Linked DNA regions of Mus musculus: region 1 is linked to region 2. A link is a loop called in an ENCODE intact Hi-C map of the cell type or tissue named here. Cell type or tissue: left cerebral cortex. All regions are shown on one strand. Links, peaks and the distances in the headings refer to the core of each region. The heading gives the core; the rest is flanking DNA. Region 1 holds the start of Gm4544 (predicted gene 4544). Region 2 overlaps Atf7 (activating transcription factor 7).

What was found. Peaks named below come from ENCODE experiments on the same cell type or tissue, not always from the same donor. Only the 100,000 strongest peaks of a DNase experiment are listed, where the experiment ranks them.
Region 1: it touches region 2 in a loop (2.1-fold over the local background); 16 of 42 quality-filtered maps call a loop at or near these places.

What each region holds. Positions count from the first base shown.
Region 1 is chr15:102,655,452-102,658,359 of GRCm38, reverse strand. Gm4544 (predicted gene 4544) reads right to left here and starts at 888. Exons shown (of 2, transcript NR_166829.1): 1 at 582-888. In left cerebral cortex, for the core only: no CTCF peak of the experiment used is centred there; DNase peaks (open chromatin) are centred at 631, 851 and 1,510; H3K27ac peaks cover 1,869 bases.
Region 2 is chr15:102,548,987-102,551,894 of GRCm38, reverse strand. Atf7 (activating transcription factor 7) reads left to right here. Exons shown (of 12, transcript NM_001310067.1): 6 at 334-491. Among named protein-coding and RNA genes, the nearest start is that of Npff, 26 kb to the right of the region's middle. In left cerebral cortex, for the core only: a CTCF peak has its summit at 1,483 (motif pointing left); no DNase peak of the experiment used is centred there.

The DNA of each region.
Region 1 (2,908 bases), core at 114-2,613, 110 kb before region 2:
CGCTCAGTTTAGCTGGCACAGCTCTGGCCCTGTGATAGATATTTTTAACCATGGTGGATTATGGCCTTCCAGGAACTGCAAAGCTGCTTTTACAGAAAGACTCTCTCTGCACATCTTGCTGAGGTGGGGGTGGGGAAGTTGGCTGGAGTGAGGTGTTTGTATAATGTGAAGGAATGGTTTCTGAGTTAAGCAGACTTGTGCCGCCGCCCCCCCCACCCCCTTCCCTATGGCTTCTCTATCCACATCTCCCAACACCTGAAGCAGTAACTTCAAGTTTCCAAAACATAGCAGCAGAGTAATAAACATCTAGCCTGGCTCCCTTAGCAACAGGGCAACAGTCAATAGGGATTTGAGGCAGGGAAAAACTTTACAGCAGGGAAAGTTTACTCAGTACAAAAGACTCAAGGGCCAGAGATGTTCTCTAGTGGTGGAATGCTTATACAGCACAAACAGGCCCCGGGTTCAATCCCTAGAACCACAAAAACCTAAAACCATAAAAGACTCCTGCTGCTTTCGGGAAACAGTTTGACCCTGTGGAATATGGATTGAGAGATCCAGAATCTGGGGCTCCAGTTACTCACCGAGCTTTGTGTTCTCTTCCTGGGCTGCGTGTTCCTTCCCTTGGGAAATGAGGTTGCATCTGCCTCCCTGAGACGCCACAGAATAAGTGAAATTAGCACAGCTTTAATCTGATTTTCTTTCTTTTTTTTTTTTTTTTTGCTTTGCTTTAATTTTGGCTCTGGGGGTTGAACCCAAGGTATCACCAGGCTAGAACATATGTTCTACCATTGAGCTGCAGACCCAGCACAAAATTAGGTTTTAAAATGACTTGTTGGAAAGCTAGACTATAAATTCTCTCTCTCTCTTTCTCTCTGCTGCTTCTTAGTTACCAGTTTACCAAGAGTAACTTAACACTAGGATTCTCTGCCAGCACTAAAATTAGACTCTACCACTCTCTTTCCCCTTCTTGCTTTTGTTTAGGGGATATGGGAGAGACGCTTGCCCTGCTAGATCTAGCTAATAATACACTGAAGGTGAAAGGAAAAGTTCTAGAAAGCACTTTACCTACTAACCTGCTATCATCTTTTCAGAATAATCCAGTCTGCCCTGGGACTTGATCATTTGACTCTCTTGTAGAAATGTATCTCGGATGTAGGAAATGGAGGAGAATGAAGAGAATCAGAAGCTGGGACAGAAGCTGGGCTTCTGAGCTCTGCTCCCATTCCCAGCCTGATAGGCTGTCAAACTCCCCTGTCCTGTCCCTAGAGTTTACTTCTGAGTGCATAGGGTGGGAAGGTCAAGAAGTGGGCACCTTTCCTGCCCAGAGACTCTGGAATAAGGAACAGCAAGGAGGAACTCAATCTTTTCCAGCTGCAACCTAGAGAGGAAAGGAACAGATTCCTCACTGGGGAAGATTGTGTAAACACCGCCTTTGGCTGCAGCTATAGCACTGGGGAAGAAGAGAAAGAGATCTTTGTTTTCCCCTACCCCGGCCTGAGCACAATCGGAGAACTGGGAGTGTTTGCTTTGGCAAGGAACTCCCTGCCTGGAAAGACTGGTGAGGCCTCTGTCGGGTTTCCCTATGATGCTGGAAGGAAGACAACCCCCAACTTAAAGCCTCTACCTAAGGAAGTAGCTGGGGAGCCTGAGGCTTCTGGCACATTCTCTAGCTTTGTCACTGCCTTCTTTCTGATTCTCCTCTCAATACAGTTTGTTCATTAAGTTGACTTTCACCTTCCTGTCTTTGAGGGTCCTATTAGTTCTTGTTCAATTGCAAAAGAAACTGCATTTTTACTGGGCATGGTGGGGTGGCTGCAATTCCAGCTTTTGGGAGGTAGAAAGCAAGACGAGCAGAGGTTCCAGGCCAGGTCTGGTTACACAGAGAGTTTGAAGCCAGACTACACTACAGTAGACTGCCTCAAACATGAACACCTCACTACTGCCCTGGCCTCCCCCAAAACTACATTTTGGTAGAGCAAAATGATGTCAGGGCTGCTCTGTAAGGAGTCTCCTAATAAAGGGATTCGAAGACAGCTGGTCATACTGTCAAATGCCTCTGATCCTAGGAGAGACAGGAGGAACAGGAGTTCAAAACCAGCCATGGAGGCATTGTGAGTGTGCAGCCAGCCTGGGATACATGAGACCAGGACTCCAATGAACTGAAACAAATAAGGGGGCTCCTGGGCCATCTTGTCTACCCTGTTCTGGGGAACAGCAACACATGATGCTCATAGTTACAGCAGTAGACCTGTGCCTTCAGCTGGCATTGTTCTGTGTGCTTCTGTGTCCACACATTCCCCACTATCATATTTGCAGGCACAGAGGGTTACTTGCGACTTAAGCATAAGAGTTGTGAAGCTTATGCAGTTCAGTCTGTAATGAGTGGTAGCCTGGTTCTATTCACCATACTGGGTACTGGGCCATCTCCTAAAAATCAGGAAGTTCCTCAGAGTTTCTTCTGACTTCCAGTGTCTCCCTTCGGTCCACATTACTGCTTCTAATTATCTTTGGAATCATGGACTTGATCAATTTCCCTCCTGCTAAAAAAAAAAAAAAAACAAACAAACAAAAAAAAACATTGAATGAGTTCCAGTAACTAAATAGACTACAAAGTCCAGATCCCTTTTAGTGGTAAAAAAAGATCATGGCATCTCAAGTGATTTCTTTCTTGCCTCTTTTCTGTCTCCCTCCTATCTATCATTCCCTTACCCAATCACCACAAACACCAAGTACCTTGCAATCCCTTCACATTGTGCCCCAGACTCAATCATGTCTCTTTTTCATCCATGACTTAACTTGTCTCATCCCAGCGATTCAGATGGAACCCAGCAGGCACCCTTGGTTCCTCCACTCTAGGTTGCCAGCCACTGTAGTCTCTCACATGGGACTGACACAGCCTCCCTCCTTC
Region 2 (2,908 bases), core at 243-2,742:
ATAAAAAAGTATACCTTCCTTTTTCACAATTGAAGATCATAGGGCACTTCATCAAGCGTAGAAAAGCCATAGAATTCACATGATACTATACTATTATATGGTATAGTGTAGCTCCAAAGATTTCAAATGATTTTCCAGTTGTCATCTCATTGGTATAGCCATCATCTCTGAAATGTTCTTAAATCATCATTCCTGCTGAACGGATGAGGTATGGGTATATGATTGTGATGGAATTGGGTCACAATTATTTGTAATACTCTTTCAATAAAATCATTGTATTTCCATATACACAGTTCTTAAAACATTCTGTGGTTTACTGTCTCCTCTTCCTAGGAAGTTACCACAAAACCGGTTGTGATCTCTACCCCTACACCTACCATTGTACGTCCTGGCTCCCTGCCTCTCCACTTAGGTTATGATCCACTTCATCCAACTCTTCCTTCCCCAACCTCTGTCATCACACAGGCTCCACCATCCAACAGGCAAATAGGGTAAGTACAGAGAGTAGAAGAAACAGTAAAATCATAATTTTCCTTTTTTTTAAGATTTATTTTTATTATCTTTTAAAGTTATGTATAGGTGTGGCTTCCTGTGAGTGTGTGCACATAAGTACAGGTGCCTTCAGAGGCCAGAGGCACTGTCAGATGCCTAGGAGCTGGGCTTGTGAGCTGCCCAAAGTGGGTGCCATAAACTGAACTGACCTTCTACAGTATAAGGAGAGCTGTCTGTTCAGCCATTCTGAATCTTTCTACAGTTTGAAATTGTTTGATAAAAATGGAAACTTTTGATGTTCTCAGATTTGTTGTTTTGAGACATGATCTTTCTAAGACTCCAAGGCTTGTGTCTTAGTCAGGGTTTCTATTCCTGCACAAACATCATGACCAAGAAGCAAGTTGGGGAGGAAAGGGTTTATTCAGCTTACACTTCCATACTGCTGTTCATCACCAAGGAAGTCAGGACTGGAACTCAAGCAGGTCAGAAAGCAGGAGTTGATACAGAAGCCATGGAGGGATGTTACTTACTGGCTTGCTTCCCCTGGCTTGCTCAGCCTGCTCTCTTATAGAACCCAAGACTGCCATCCCAGAGATGGTGCCACCCACAAGGGGCCTTTCCCCTTGATCACTAATTGAGAAAATGCCCCACAGCTGGATCTCATGGAGGTACTTCCCCAACTGAAGCTCCTTTCTCTGTGATAACACCAGCTGTGTCAAGTTGACACATAAAAACCAGCCAGTACAATTGACCCCTTGTCAACTTGACACACAAACACATCACTAGTAAGCCTCAACCCTTAGTTCTTATTCATCCCCAAGATCTAAACAACTTTAAAAGTCCCACAATCCTTTTAAAATATCCAATATCGGGCTGGTGAGATGGCTCAGGAGGTAAGAGCACCCGACTGCTCTTCCAAAGGTCTGAAGTTCAAATCCCAGCAACCACATGGTGGCTCACAACCACCTGTAACAGAGATCTGATGCCCTCTTCTGGTGCGGCTGAAGACAGCTACAGTGTACTTACATATAATAAATAAATAAATCTTAAAAAAAAAATATCCAATATCTTTTAAAATCCAAAGACTTTTTACAATTAAAAGTCTCTTAACTGTGGGATCCACTAAAATATTTTCTTCCTTCAAGAGGGAAAAATGACAGGGCAGTCACAATCAAAAGCAAAAATTAAACTCCAACTGTCCAGTGTCTGGGATCCAACTCATGATCTTCTGGGCTCCTCCAAGGGCTTGGGTCACTTCTCCAGCCATGCCCTTTGTAGCACACACCTTGTCTTTTAGGCTCCAGCTGCCTGTACTCCACTGCTGCTGCTGCTGTTGTTCTTGGTGGTCATCTCATGGTACTGGCATCTCCAAAACGCTGCTGTCTTCCACTGTAACTAGGCTTCACCAAAAGCCTCTCATAGGCTCTCTTCATGGTGCCAAGCCTCAACTCCTTTGCATGACCCCTTCAGTCCTGGGCCATCTATTGCAACTGAGGCTGCACCTTCACCAATGGCCTTCCATGGCCTCTCACAGTGCCGAACCTCAGCTGCTCTGCGTGACACCTTTATGCCTTCAAAACCAGTACCACCTGGGTAACTCTTACACATTACCAAGTCCAGCCACAGCACAAGGTACAACCTTGGCTATCTCTGGAACACAGCCTCTGTGCTCTCAGAAAACACTTCCCAGAAGATGTCACCTCAGTGATGATGGTCTCTTCTTAATCACCGCTAATTTCTTAGCTCCAGCTAACCAGCATCAATAGTCCCAGTAATGCAAAGTTTTTGCTTTAGTAGTTCTGGTATCTTGTTAATCACAGCTGATTCTTCAGCCCCAGCTAACCAGAACCACAGAATCTTCACAATCAAACTAGCAACGGCCCTGAAAAAAAGTCTTTAATCTTCCCTCTGAAATTTCACAAGCCAGGCCTTCATCTTCTGCACTGTTCTCAACATTATCTTCCAAGCTCCTACACAACTTTGACAGAACTCTTAACACCGAATGGATCTTCTGGCCCAAAGTTCTAAAGTCCTTCCACAGTCCTCCCCAAAACATGGTCAGGCTGTCACAGGAATACCCCACTATGCTGGTACCAATTTGTCTTAGTCAGGGTTTCTATTCCTGCACAAACATCATGACCAAGAAGCAAGTTGGGGAGGAAAGGGTTTATTCAGCTTACACTTCCATACTGCTGTTCATCACTGAAGGAAGTCAGGACTGGAATTCAAGCAGGTCAGAAAGCAGGAGCTGATACAGAGGCCATGGAGAGATGTTACTTACTGGCTTGCTTCCCCTGGCTTGCTCAGCCTGCTCGCTCTCTCTCTCTTTTTTTTGAGGCAGAGTTTCTCTGTATAGCCCTGGCTGTCCTGGGACTCACTTTATAGACCAGGCTGGACTCGAACTCAGAAATCCGCC